2 separate regions of the Mus musculus genome follow, and region 2 is linked to region 1. Evidence: chromatin loops called from intact Hi-C (ENCODE). Cell type or tissue: left cerebral cortex. All regions are shown on one strand. Links, peaks and the distances in the headings refer to the core of each region. The heading gives the core; the rest is flanking DNA. Region 1 has its middle 86 kb from the start of Gm26327. Region 2 has its middle 28 kb from the start of Gm38996.

What was found. A loop is a pair of places that touch in the nucleus more often than their neighbours do. Peaks named below come from ENCODE experiments on the same cell type or tissue, not always from the same donor. Only the 100,000 strongest peaks of a DNase experiment are listed, where the experiment ranks them.
Region 2: it touches region 1 in a loop (6-fold over the local background); 13 of 42 quality-filtered maps call a loop at or near these places.

What each region holds. Positions count from the first base shown.
Region 1 is chr7:39,713,474-39,720,233 of GRCm38, forward strand. No RefSeq gene overlaps it. Among named protein-coding and RNA genes, the nearest start is that of Gm26327, 86 kb to the left of the region's middle. In left cerebral cortex, for the core only: a CTCF peak has its summit at 3,084 (motif pointing right); DNase peaks (open chromatin) are centred at 3,101 and 3,446.
Region 2 is chr7:40,264,634-40,271,393 of GRCm38, forward strand. No RefSeq gene overlaps it. Among named protein-coding and RNA genes, the nearest start is that of Gm38996, 28 kb to the right of the region's middle. In left cerebral cortex, for the core only: no CTCF peak of the experiment used is centred there; no DNase peak of the experiment used is centred there.

The sequences.
Region 1 (6,760 bases), core at 968-5,967:
GCAGCACAAGATTTTAATAAGCTTGCTTCCGACACTCTCATTTGTCTTCTCAATTTTCTTGAGTGAAAAAGGCCAAAAGCCTTATGCAAATGAACTTCAAGGGTGACTCCAGACAGCAGAAGCTGTAACTGAAATCTGCGAAACTTGGGAGAAAGTTCTGATGAGGACCTGGCAGTTTCCAGAGTTGAGCTTCTGTTACATCATTTTGCAGTCTCTACCCAGGCCAGGATCAGGCACACACAGGTTTTTCCTGATGTGTGTGGGGTGGGAGGAAGAGGGAGAGGGGGAGGGAGAGGGGGAGGTAGAGGGAGAGGGGGAGGGGGAGGGGGAGGGGGAGGGGGAGGGGGAGGGAGAGGGAGAGGGAGAGGGAGAGGGAGAGGGAGAGGGAGAGGGAGAGGGAGAGGGAGAGGGAGAGGTTTTGGGGTTCAGGTCATTTCTCTTTAAGACTTAGGGGGTTCAGGTCTTGTTGCTATTCCCAAATGAAAGGATATACTGCTTCCTCCATCAAAATAAAATGCACTTTAAAGGTTATTAAAGTTTAGTGTTGTTTAATATTATGCTTTTTAATGATTATTTTTATCCTATATGTATGCGTGTTTGCCTGCATGTGTGTATGTTGCACTGTGTATGTACAGTGCCAGTGGAAGCCAGTAGGGGCTGTCAGATCCCTTGGAACTGTTGTTACAGATGTTTGTGAGCCACCACATGAGTGCTGGGAATCGAACCTGGGTCCTCTGTAAGACCTGTCGATGCTCTTAATCTCTGAGCCATCTCTCAGGTGCAATACCAGGGTTTTTAAAAGAGGGGTTGGACGGGTTTTACTTGATGCCTCTCCATTGGTGGTTCCCACCCTGCTCTCTCCTTTCCTTTCTTCTTTCTTTCCTTGCCCTCTTTACTCCTCTCTCTCCTGATCACCTTCATTCCTTCCCACATTGTCCAGGCCAAAAAAATTTTCTTTTGTTTTGCTTGAGAAAATGTTGCAGGTAGGCTGATTCACCACTTGAGTAACCACTACCTTGTGACTTCTTACTATTTTGTAATCCTGGGAGAAGAAAAAAAAAAGCAAAACTAGACTTTTGGGTGTGAACAAGCAAAGTCCATTTGTTTACACTGTCTCTCGGCCATCTCTCCATCACTAGCTCAGGCTATGGGAGTGACAAATTATCCCCACTGCCACTTGGAGGAAGCTATGGCCTACTCAGTCTGTGTTCAGTCTAAGCCGTGTCAGGAAGGGGAATTTAGCTGAAAGCACAGGTATATCTGTGGAATATATGAGTGGAGTCCTTGTTCAAGTTCTCAGGAGAACAATGGCTTAGTGCCAGCCTCTGTTTCTGTGATTTGAATTTGAATCTCTGCCCTCTCATATATTGAGTGCTTGGCCTCTGGCTGGCTGTGCTATCTTAGTAGGTTCTAGGCAACTTAGGGAATAGGGTCAAGCTAGAGGAAGTAAGATTCTGAGGGTGAATCCTTGGGAATATATACCTGGACTGTTCCCATATCTTTGAAGCATTCTTATTTCCCTGTCAGACTCCTGGCTAGCCACTTAGTGAATGGCACTCCTTTGCTATATATTCCTACTATTTGTCACAAACTTCTTTCTAATGCATGGCACCAACTAGCCACCACCCCCTTGGCCCAAATGAATCTTTCCTTTATGTAATTTCTCTCAGATATTTAATGTTAGTGTGACAAAGTGACACTAATATAAATGCTGGAGGTTGGGTAGTGGTAAGACACACTATTTATAGTTTCTAGGGACCCATTTATGGTGAATGATTGGGCATAAGTTTTCATAGCAAATGTAGTCTGTGACTTAAAATCAGAGAGGCATCTCACTCATTTGGCAAAGCCAAATGTTAGGCAGCTGGCATAGCACTGGTCTGCCCTGTGTTAGGAACAGTGACCAAGATGCACAGGTCCTTATGCACCTCTGAGAGGGACACAAATAAACGACTAGAGCAATCGGATGTGACAGTAGGTGTGGAGAAGGAAATGACAACCTGGGACTAAGCAGATGATCACCGCTCTTGCAGGGAACACAGGTTCAGTTCCACACACTCACAAGCTGTCTCTCAACCACCTGCAACTCCAGTTCTAAGGTGCCTGAGAAACTCTTCCAGCCTCCACAGCTTCCCTCAGGCACAGGACACACATAAACTCTTGCAGGCATACACAAGTGCACACAAAAGTAATAACTCAGTCCAGAGAAAATACTTTAGAGTGGATGGATTTGCTTTGGTTCACTGTTTCAGAGGGTTCAGGACTTAGGTGGTTGGGCAAAACCTCATGGAAGTAGGAGTTTATGGCAAAGGAACTCTTTGCGGCAGAGAGAAAGCAGGGAGGGGGGCTACCACAAGAGTCCACAGAGACATATAGCTGATAGAAGTAAGTCCAGGGTCTTAATAAAAGAGACCACCACTCCAAATGAAGTGTCTGGAAAAGGCAAACTTCACTCTAGCACAAGAGGGAACTCCCCAAGACCGGAACTTGGGTTTTATTCTAAGGAAGGTGGTGACTGTCTTTTGATTTGAATTAAGTTTTTCCTTCATCGGCTAGGGTCCAGCCTCACAATCTTATTCATTCGGCTACGTTGGAAAGAATTGTTGCATAGGAAATGAAGAGGAAGGGAAAAGGAAGCAACGCAGTCCTAGAATACGGAAGTGGGGCTTTGAGTAAATGAAAGGTTTTACTGGATAAACAGATAAGACTATTAGAACTACTTGTCCTAAACGTATTGTTATGGTAAGACTCATTCTTGATATTTGTTACATAGCCCAAAGAACCCAACCTGGGTGAACTGCCTCCTCCAATTAGGTCTCACCTCTAACTGCCATTCAACAAACTAACAAACAAATCATTAAGTTGTGAATATACCAAAGTCCTGATCATCTAATGGGCTCTTGAAATGTCCTCTCAGTCACACCTAAAGGCATGCTCACTACCATCCTCCCCACCCACCACCCACCCCACCCCCGCTGCCCCGCCCACATTTCTTAACCCTATCAAGTCCACAAGGAGCCCTGGGAACCCACAGAAGCTCTGTCTGCATAGCAGTGTGGTACCATTCAAAAGCATTCCAGTAGATGGCAATAAAGTTCCATGTAACTTCGTGGAATCCTTTGTCCCAGTAAAGTCTGCATTAGATTTTTTTTTTTTTTCTTTTCAACAGTTGGAGTGAAAATGTGTCGCTGGGGAAGGGATGTGTTTCTCCCCTCTTATTTACACTAAGCTGGCTTACCAGTTAGTGGTGCCACAAGCTTTTGTCTTAGCACAAGGTATTGTAGAAGAAGCGTGCTGACATTTCCAAGAATATTTTGAAGGATGCAAAATCCACTCGATATGAATAGGTATCTGAACAGAGGGTACACAGTTCAACATATAAAATAGGAAAAGAATTGCCGCAGAGAAGCCTATCAAGTCTGCTGAGCCTGACCTTGCCTGCCCTATGGCATCTTCTGAGTGACTGGGCTGCCCAGAAGCACCTTGGAGTAGAGCTCTGATGAGCTTCAGTGAGGCGTCGACTGTGGAACTGTGGAACTGTGTCAGTGGGCACTCTGGCTGCCACAGAGCTAGTGCAAGGCATAGTGTCACTTGCCATCAAAATCTTCTCGGTTTCTGAGTGCAGAATGAGGATATGAGTTGTGAGTTCAGACAGCAGTCGACAGCCAGCATCTTATCTGAATTTGCCCTGGTTTCCACGTTTTCAGAGTGAGAGGTAAGAATTTACTTCAGGAGAGCTTTACCTCGAACATGAGACTCTAGACTAAGAAGAACTCTGTTCACAGGAAAGGGGACTTTATGGGCTTTGCAGAGTCTGGGAGAGGGGGTATCATCTCCCACTTGCTTCCTCCTAGGAAATGGGTTTGATAAATACTTGGGAGTGAACAGGCAGAGGAGAGGATCTTCCAGACTTTTACTTTCAGTGTTTCGAAGCAGTAAGCTACAACCAAGGGGTATTTGGGCGCCCAGCAGGCAGCAGGAAGCCCCAGCAGGATAGGTAATTAGACCTCACAGCCAGAGGCCCAGCTCTTCTCACCCTGAAATAGAAGACAGAGAGGTTGGGGGTGGATTTCTTGGGTCTGGCTGAAAAGTCAGACCCAAGGAGAGTCTTCATAGAGTCAGCCCATCTCACCATTTAAATTCCATGCTCTCTTTAATCAGAACGTTCTTTAATGGGTTGTCTGGGAGCACATTTGAACCTCGTTGAAGCCCACTGTCTGCAAATCCAACTGGGTAGGAGGCTTAATCCGTTTTTGTTTTTTGTTTTTTATTTATTTTTTATTTTTTGATACTCACAGGTCCCTCAGCCTTGCTGAACAAGGGACAAAATGAGAATTCTTAGAGTTAAATATTACATCCAACCTTAAAACTGCCTTGTGTAGCAATGTCTTTAAATCCTAGCGTACATTTTCCTTTCCCAAGGAGCAACATAGCCTAGTATCTTTCACCTGTGTCTTGGCTTTTAGGTTCAGGTTCTGGGCCTCAAGTTGTCTTTATCTTGTGTACTTTTAATTTTTGAATGTGCCTCGGTATGTTACCGCTCATCTTTCTGTCAGTCTTTTTAAATGTTCATGCTAAGTTACAAGGAAAGAGAATTCCCAAATTTCAGAACATCAAAATCTGCACCTGAGGTTGCCCTGGGGTAGCGTTCCTTACCCTTCTATCCACTTCAGAATCTCTGGGGTGGGTGGAGGCTTTAAGAGTCCAAGACCTTGAGCCTTATCCCAATAGGTGTGGTATGGACTCCTGGGGCCTCAACATCTTCCCAGCTGAGTCCAGTGTGTGACAGTCCTGTGCTGAGTTCACAGTGAGCACAGGTCTCCACCAGCCCCCTGTCCAGAGAGCTCTGGTTCCCTTCCCCATGGGGTCACAGTTGAAAGCCTTGAGGCTTCCTGGTTATGTACTGTGCTGGCAGAGCCAAGCTATGCAGTAAGGACTTAGCTGCTCTGTGCTCTGTGACCAGATACTGTAGTCCTTAAGTGTGTCTTGGTATGGATTTTTGTGACTGTAATGATAAGCAAAGCCTTTGCTCTATCCTTTTAGGTTTAGGCTAAGTGGGGTAGACATAAAGGCACCAGAACCAGGGGAGTCTTGGTTGTGCCACGTCTTATGATGGTCGTATGACTGGGAAACCAGGATGTGGTGGGGAGCTGTATTCAAGGTAACATGTCTAGGACCAGTCCCCAACTTCTGTTTTTGTTTTTGTTTTTTCTGGCACTCTACTCTCTCACGCATGGGTGGAGAGTGTTCCTGGAGAGGCCATGACCATGTGCTGGTGCTGGGAGGAACCTTAAAAGGTTAGATGGCATCTGTCCTGTTCAGCAAGGACTCCATCCACTTAACCATGAGCACTCATTTTCTTAAACTTCTCGGGGGGGTGGGTGGAGAGAGAGAGAGAGAGAGAGAGAGAGAGAGAGAGAGAGAGAGAGAGAGAGAGAGAGAGAGAGAGAGTCATTCTATAGCTCTACCTGTCCTGGAACCTACGATATAGTCCAAGCTGGCCTCAAACTCACCAAGATCTGCCTGCCTCTGCCTCCTATGTACTGCCACTAAAGACTGGCACTGTCATACCTGGCTGATATACTTTTGACACAATGTAGAAATAGAGAAGAGGAGCGTCCATTGAGAAAATGGCTCCATTGGATTGATTGTAGTCAAGTCTGTAGGGCATTTTCTTGATAAATGATTGGTGTGAAAAGGTTCAGGCCATTGTAGGTTGTGCTACCTTGGGTAGATGACCCTGGGTAGTAAAGAAAGAATAGTCTGAAATCTAAGTGGATCAAGGAACTCCACATAAAACCAGAGACACTGAAACTTATAGAGGAGAAAGTGGGGAAAAGCCTCGAAGATAAAAATTCCTGAATAGAACAGCAATGGCTTGTGCTGTAAGATTGAGAATCGACAAATGGGACCTCATAAAATTGCAAAGCTTCTGTAAGGCAAAAGACACTGTCAATAAGACAAAAAGGCCACCAACAGATTGGGAAAGGATCTTTACCAATCCTAAATCAGATAGGGGACTAATATCCAATATATATAAAGAACTCAAGAAGGTGGTCTCTAGAAAATCAAATAACCCCATTAACAATGGGGCTCAGAGCTGAACAAAGAATTCTCACCTGAGGAATACCAAATGGCTGAGAAGCACCTGAAAAAATGTTCAGCATCCTTAATCATCAGGGAAATTGTCGCGTCCGCTCTCGACCAGCAAGAACGACACGACCACCAGTCCTTCTAACAGCAGTTTATTCAGTCCTGATTCTTCTTGTTTATATCTGCCCCGAACCCTGGGCCTCTCACTCCTTTTATACTCTCATCCATGCACAGCAGGCCATGCCGCCTCACCAGGCACGCAGCTTCAGCTAATCAGGGCAGCAGGGGCATATCTCCATCAAACTGGATTCTCCGGTATCCTGGTGCACCTGCACAGCTCTCAAGATGTTTGCGGCTTATATGAGGAAGTCAGGTGCAAGTCATACGACTTAGCTACAGTCCCTGGCGCCTTTGGGACTGCCGCCACACCCGCTCCTAACAGGAAATGCAAATCAAAACAACCCTGAGATTCCACCTCACACCAGTCAGAATGGCTAAGATCAAAAATTCAGATAACAGCAGATGCTGGCAAGGATGTGGAGAAAGAGGAACACTCCTCCATTGTTGGTGGGATTGCAAGCTTGTACAACCACTCTGGAAATCAGTCTGGCGGTTCCTCAGAAAATTGTACATAGTACTACCAGAGGATCCCGCAATACCTCTCCTG
Region 2 (6,760 bases), core at 679-5,678, 550 kb after region 1:
ACTATGTTAGGTTAGGTCTTAGCTCAAATGTCAGCTTGTCAGAGAGACTGATCCTAGCACAATTGTACACAGCACGCATTCTGTTGCCTGCCTACCTGTGCCCTTCATGGTTTCTGTTTGTTTACCCAACCACTTCATCTACCACCAAGCTTCAAGCTTGGAATGATTACAGAGTCGTTGGAATCCAGAACAGTCTCTGATATACCACAAACATATATAATTTTTCTTAGTTTTGTTGCTGGAGAGTGGATAACTCAAGCCAGGTAAAGGACCCAACTGCAGGCCGAAGAAGTTAGGAATGGTTTCTATGAGACATGAACATAGGAATACAACCTGACCGGCAAGCAGGAGCCTTTCAAAAGTCCAGGTCAAGGTGTGCTAAGTTGTTTCAGTAAGGACAAAGTTGTAAATATTCCAGCCTTTTCTGGGACGTATGATCTCTGCCATATCTTCTTTTATAAGCAACTGAGAAAAAAAAATCTCTTGAAAAAAATATAAACATGGTTTTGGAACGATGGTTCAGCCATTAAGAGTACTTCCTGTTCTTGCTGAGGACCTGAATTAAGTTCCCAGCATGCATGCTGGGTGGCTCACAACCTCCTATAACTAATATAGGATACCCTCTTCTGACCTCTCAAGGTACCTGAACTCATGTGCACACACCTGTACACATATACGCATAACTAAAAGTAAAAGCGAAATCTTCAAATTTGTAAAAGAATTCTTGACTGTCTCTTGGTCTACAGGCAAAGTTTTCCTTGATATGGAGGAAAAGCAACCGCTGTGACAGGGAAGCTAGCATAGAGACCCAACTAGAGCTAGGGAGTGGGGACTTAAGTGACAGCCAGAAGATTGTCATGGTAAGGACAGAGTGAGCAGCATCCAGGGAGAGATGGGAGCAGAGAAGCCAGAGGCAGGAGGAGAGACACTCAGAATCTAGATGGCCATGGTCTGGAATTTCTACTCCATTCTAAATGTGGAGATAATACATTTGAAGATTGTAAATAAGGGGAGAGGAGTAAGATAATGTGCTCTGTATTTTACCAAAAGGCCACTGTGGTGCTGTTTAGGGAAAAGCTTATAGTGAAAGCAGAGAGGCTGTGAGCCTCTGATAGGGAGGCAGGATAGGGATATGTGGGAGGCAGGTGAGAGATGTCAGTAGTTACGGTAATGAACGGACATGGTCTGACTTGGAGCACAGAAGGCATTATGCTCCTGGTTTTGCATCCTATTTCTTTACATTTAATGTGACTAGTTCCCTGAGGCAGTTAATATCTTTTCTATTCACATTCTATTCAAAGGCCTCAATACACTCTATTGGAGAAGTCTCTAGAAAGTAGACATCAAGGTTGTTTGCAGTTGTTCCATCCATGCTAGGAATAATCTCACAACATTTAGCTTCTCAACCTGTCATCTTTACCAAGATTTTCTCTCTAAAATGGCCTCTAGTGCTATATGAGGAGTCCTGGATTTTCTGCATTTCAAAAGGAATCAGAAAAATCAAATTAGTGATGTTCCCCTGTGCAGAGGCCCTTCTCTCAATGTCTGGGACCTCTTCCAAGGTCCTCATCAGCATTCCTTTCCAACCAGCATCTCTTGCCCTCTCCACCTAATGCCAAGTGTTTTCTTTTACCTTACAATAGCATTTTGGGGTCTTCTCCCCAATTATTATATATTTCAGTTGGTCTCCTCAATTAGTGTACTTTAAAAACATGCATCTATTTTGAATGTTTCTGTCTGAAATCCTCCGTGTTTGAAGACTTAGTGTTGTTAAATATCTTTCATGGGACCTTTGGGACCTGGGATCTATTTGGTAGATGTGGCTTAGTAGGGACTGGTCTTGAAAATTATGCCTGCCTCTAATTCTGATCTAGTTCCTGATTCCTGGTCTACCTAGGTAAGAATAGCTGCCCCTTCACACTCACACTGCTATGGATGAACCCATTCATCTTCGGTGCCTTCCCAGCCATGAAGATACTATGACCCAGAGTAAACATCTTCTCCCACAAATCACTTTATTTTCAATCCTATAGCTAACAAACAGACTAAAACATACATAAGTGATCAGAGTGTGACTTTTCTTACCACTGGCTCTCCTCTCTACCACTTCAAATGATCCTTAGCTATGCCTATGCCTAGCCCTCTTCTCCACACAAGGCTCTATGCTGTGATTGGTCTTCTACAGTGGTTGGTGTGTCCTGTGGTTGGTGTGCCCATAACTGCTTTCCTCTGATTGGCTCCCCTGAAGCCCTATGTAGTAGCAACATCACTTAGCACTCTGTCAGTATGAATTTGCCTGCAGTGCAGCATGTGTTCTGTTTTCCTACTGGCTTCCCCTTCCATGTGAGTCTTCCTTCTTTCTATTATCGTTTTCTAAGTTTGTCCCTCCTCAGTGACTGGCATCACCAGAATATGGGTATCTCCCATCCGGTGTAGGTAGGAAATCCTGCCTACTGGGTTCTCAACACTTGGAAAAGGACGTCCAAGTACTCTGCCTCTGTCTTGACTTTGTGCTTGGAAACCTGGGGAGCAAATCACCTTGCTCAGAGTCAGCAGTTAGGAGGAGAGTGAAGCCACTCACCTTTGACTGTGATGACAAAGTCCTCTCTCAGACTCTCTGATGCTTTTGCCCATCTATACTATCTCTGTGCTTCAGGATGTTTGCATAGGGTCATGCTTTAGACCAAGCTGGGATGGATCGAAAGAGCCTTATCAGTGGAATCACAGGACATTTTAAAGCTCCTAGCCTCCTGGGACAAGAAAAAGAAAGTACGGGAAGCTCCCAGGGTTGAAGCTAGAAGATTGCATAATGTTCAAGGCCAACCTGAGCTATATAATTTGGAGGGAGTGAGGGGGAGACAGAAGGAGGGATGAACAGAAGAAGGGAAAGAGGAAAGGAGACAGGGAGAGAAAGAGGGAGGGAGGGAGGGAGGGAGGGAGGGAGGGAGGGAGGGAGGGAGGGAAGAAGAAGAGAGAGAGAACTGTAGAAGCTAGAGTTCCCATACCATTTCCAGTATAACATCTCCACAAATATCAGAAAACAGTAACCGCCTCAGTGGGTAAAAACACTTGCTATACAAGCCTGAAAACCTGAGTTGAGACCCCCAGAACCCATTCAAATGCCAAATGCCAGAATGCATTTGTAATCCCAGAGCACCTAAGGAAAACAGGAAGCTGAGAAAAGAGAATCCCTGGAAGCTTGTGGGCCATCTAGCTTGACTGAAAAGACTCTGTCTCAAACAAGATGGAAAAGTGATGGTCAGACCTGGAATGACAATTGGGGTCCACCCATTTTGGGGACACATGACACCTGTACTTTGTCACATGCGAAGACACACATAGACACACACACACAAATCATAAACAGTACACAAAAGTGTTAGCATGTGTTAGAGTGTTCTCTCAAAGTTAAGGAATGGCAGAAACTATAGACCTTGAGAGCCCAGAGCTGTGCATGTGGTATAGCCATACACAGCTCAAAACCAGAAGCCACTAGCATCCCATAGGTGAGAACAGTGCAGATGGTAGAGCATCGAAGTATAGAACAGTGTGGACACTGCGGAGTCACACAGCCTAGGATATGCAGACACCATGGACCCACCTGGCAAAGGACAATGCAGATGTCATTTACCTCAAGCTTTAGGATATGGCTACCCTGAATGGCCTTTCATACAACTCTCAGAACACTGTCCCTGTTGCCAGGGAAATTTTAGTTACTTCATCCACAGTTCTCAACTGAAAATGTTTCAGTGTTTTGTTCCCTTGTCAGCCCAGAATCAAGTCTTTGTTGGCCAGGCAGTGGGGTGACAGGTGAGGTATAAACTTGATCATCCCCCAAAGATACTTCTTTAGGAATCTCTTTCCATCAAGAAAGAAATCCAGTCATGTTTGCCTCTAACAAGAGAGTCCTTCATGCCGAGTACTGCCCTTATTGGGACACTGTTTTTCATAATAGATAGAGACAGAGAGTTTGTGTTTTATTAAGCAGTGATATAAAGCCAATTAGCAAGCAGAGTGATCATCAGCTGCACTAGGCTGAATTGCTACATGCTACAGAGCAGACACATCCCTTGTATGCTTCATTCCACTTCATCTTCACAGGACTCAACAAGTTTGATTATTGTTCTTTCTTTACAGATGAGCTAGAGAGGTCGACCCAGGATTGCTAAGTATTAAATCAAGACGGGAAAGCAGGTGCTTGCAAGTCTAGAGATCTGTGCAAGCTTCCAGGAGCACAGCCAAGGCTGTCACATACCTCAGGGAGCTGCCAAGAGTTGGAGTCCCAGCCCCTGCCTCAGTTGGCAGTTTGGGAGCTGCTGCAAGTGCCCCAGAAGAGACCCTATAAGTGGTTTTTTTGTGTGTCTTCTTGCTCACAAGTGGGTAATTTGGTCTCCTTTCACAACTCAGGTTTGCTTTTGTTTTTTAATTTGAAATAACACCATCCAGTTGGTGGAGCCTACAGGGAGAACTCTTTTATTACTTTTTCTAAATATAATGTGAAAAAAACTGCTGACCCAGAGCTCTGCAACAGGAACAAATTGTGCAGGGTCTTTTAAAGAAGAGGCTAGATGGCCATCTGAGGTTGAAGAAAGGGGGCCCTCCAGCATGTGTTTTCTGGATAAGCTTAAAGCCTCTCAGCTCTGCTTTCTTCCTGATACAACCATCATGTCAGAGGAAGAATGGGCATTGTTCCATGACCTGTTTGAACTCCATAATGCTGATTGTAAAGAAGAGCATCTAGGCTCACATTCAAGGCTCTTCTTCAAGCACCATCTGAGTCCCCGCTGCATCAGTTAAGGACACTGCAAGCACGGGTTTTGTATGTGCTGTCTCAAGAGGTTGCTGCCCTTCCACATTGCTGGAGGAATGGAAAAATGAGTTTCTTTTTTGCACACACACCTAGAATCTAGCAGTGAAAGGCACATGGTGCGTCCTCAGTCATCGATAATGTGTATCTGAGTCTCAACGTCTTAAATAGAAATGATAATATATGTAGAGCCTTTAAGCATGCTGTAAGAATACCAGATTATGTATATAAAACATTCATCACATGGCTTGGCAAATTGTAGGCGATTAATTAATGGTGTCTATGATAATGTGCCTCAGAAATAAATAGTTGCAAATGGAACGCTCGTTGTTTTCCTTTGGGGAGTGAGATGGTGTGTCCTGGAACTCTGGAGAGGTCAGTCATCTGTATCACCATTTAACTTGCTTATCGATCTTGATCCACTTGCTGATGAGACCTTCTGCAGATGCTGCCCTGGGAGGTGTAATTAAAATCCAAACAAATCCAAACAGATGCAATAGAGACTAGAGAAGTGAGGGCTGGGGACCAGGTAGAAACAGGTTTGAGAAATAAGAGGCTTATTTATTGTTATTACTAGTTTCCATGCCCAGAAGAAAGGGAGAAAACATTTTTACTCTTGGACTATTTTGTCCTTCTCATCCCCATGTCACAAAGCTGTCGGGGAACAGTTAACCCCAGACAAAAGGCCCTGGGAGATGCTTTGAGACAAACATGCTTGGATCTAATGTATGGATGTGTATAGAGACAGCCCTGCTCTCAGGGACAGCTTCTCAGTGAGCTCAAACTCTTGGTTTTGCCCTTGTATGTCTGAATTGCTACTCAGGGTTATTAGTTACTTTACTAGCTGCTATAATAAAATATCCAATAGAAGCAAAGGACGGAAGACATGGTTTCACCAAGTTCATTGCCCATTTGGCTCTGCTGATTCTGGGCTTTTAGTGAGGTAAAAGATCACAGGGGTAAAAGCAAAGAAACGAAAATCCAAAGTCTATTAGAAACCCATTCCTTTCAGCTTGGCACCACCTCCTCAGGTTTCTCGAACCTCCATAAATAGCACCAACTGCCAAGGGCCAAGGATTTGGACATGTGGACCAGGGAGCCATATTAGGTGATAATACCCCAATACACGTTTTTTTATGATTTTGTATTGGTTATTTTATTTATTTACATTTCAAATGATATCCCCCTTCCCTTTTTCCCCCTCAACAACCCCCCTATCCCATCCTCCCTCCCCCTGCTTCTACAAGGGAGCTCCCCCACCCATTTACCTACTCCCACCTACATTGGGCATCGGGTCTCCACAGGACCAAGGAGAATAGAATGTTATCCCCCTTCCCATTGATGCCAGATAAGGCAATGGCTCTTCTCCTTCTATATAATGGACAGAGTCACCCTCATCCTATAGATCTGAGCTCAAGCATTCGTTGTCCTCAAACTCTCTTCTTGTCTTCTCTCTTAGAACTAGCTCTTCTCTCTAGTGAATGCCCACCACTCCACGAATGGATGGTACCTTAATACCAGTGATGGCTCATCTGCAGGTGGTCAATTTTAGTCCACTCACCCCTCTCCTGCTCATAGCACTCTGCTTGTGTCTGGGACATCTTGCCTCACTCCATCTCAGCTCATGTTAGTTGGGTGGAATTGATCCTGCACTGTTGCCAATGCCATATGTCACCAGAACTAGTCAGATTCTAGTTCACAACGATGGGAAATGGTGATATAGAAACCAAATAGGGTAGGTGAGGCAGAAACCCAATAGGGTAGGTTACTGACTTTTTCTTGAAATATTGGCTCAGGTATAGTTGTTCCGATGAGTTACAAGAAATTGTGCTCCCATACAACCAGCTTCAAGGGAAGCAGAAAGAGACATGAAATGGGTTCCAGGCCCTTCTATGATCTGTTAGCACCCATGCAGCCAGTCGTGTGAGTTTAAGGCTGTATCATTAATTAAGA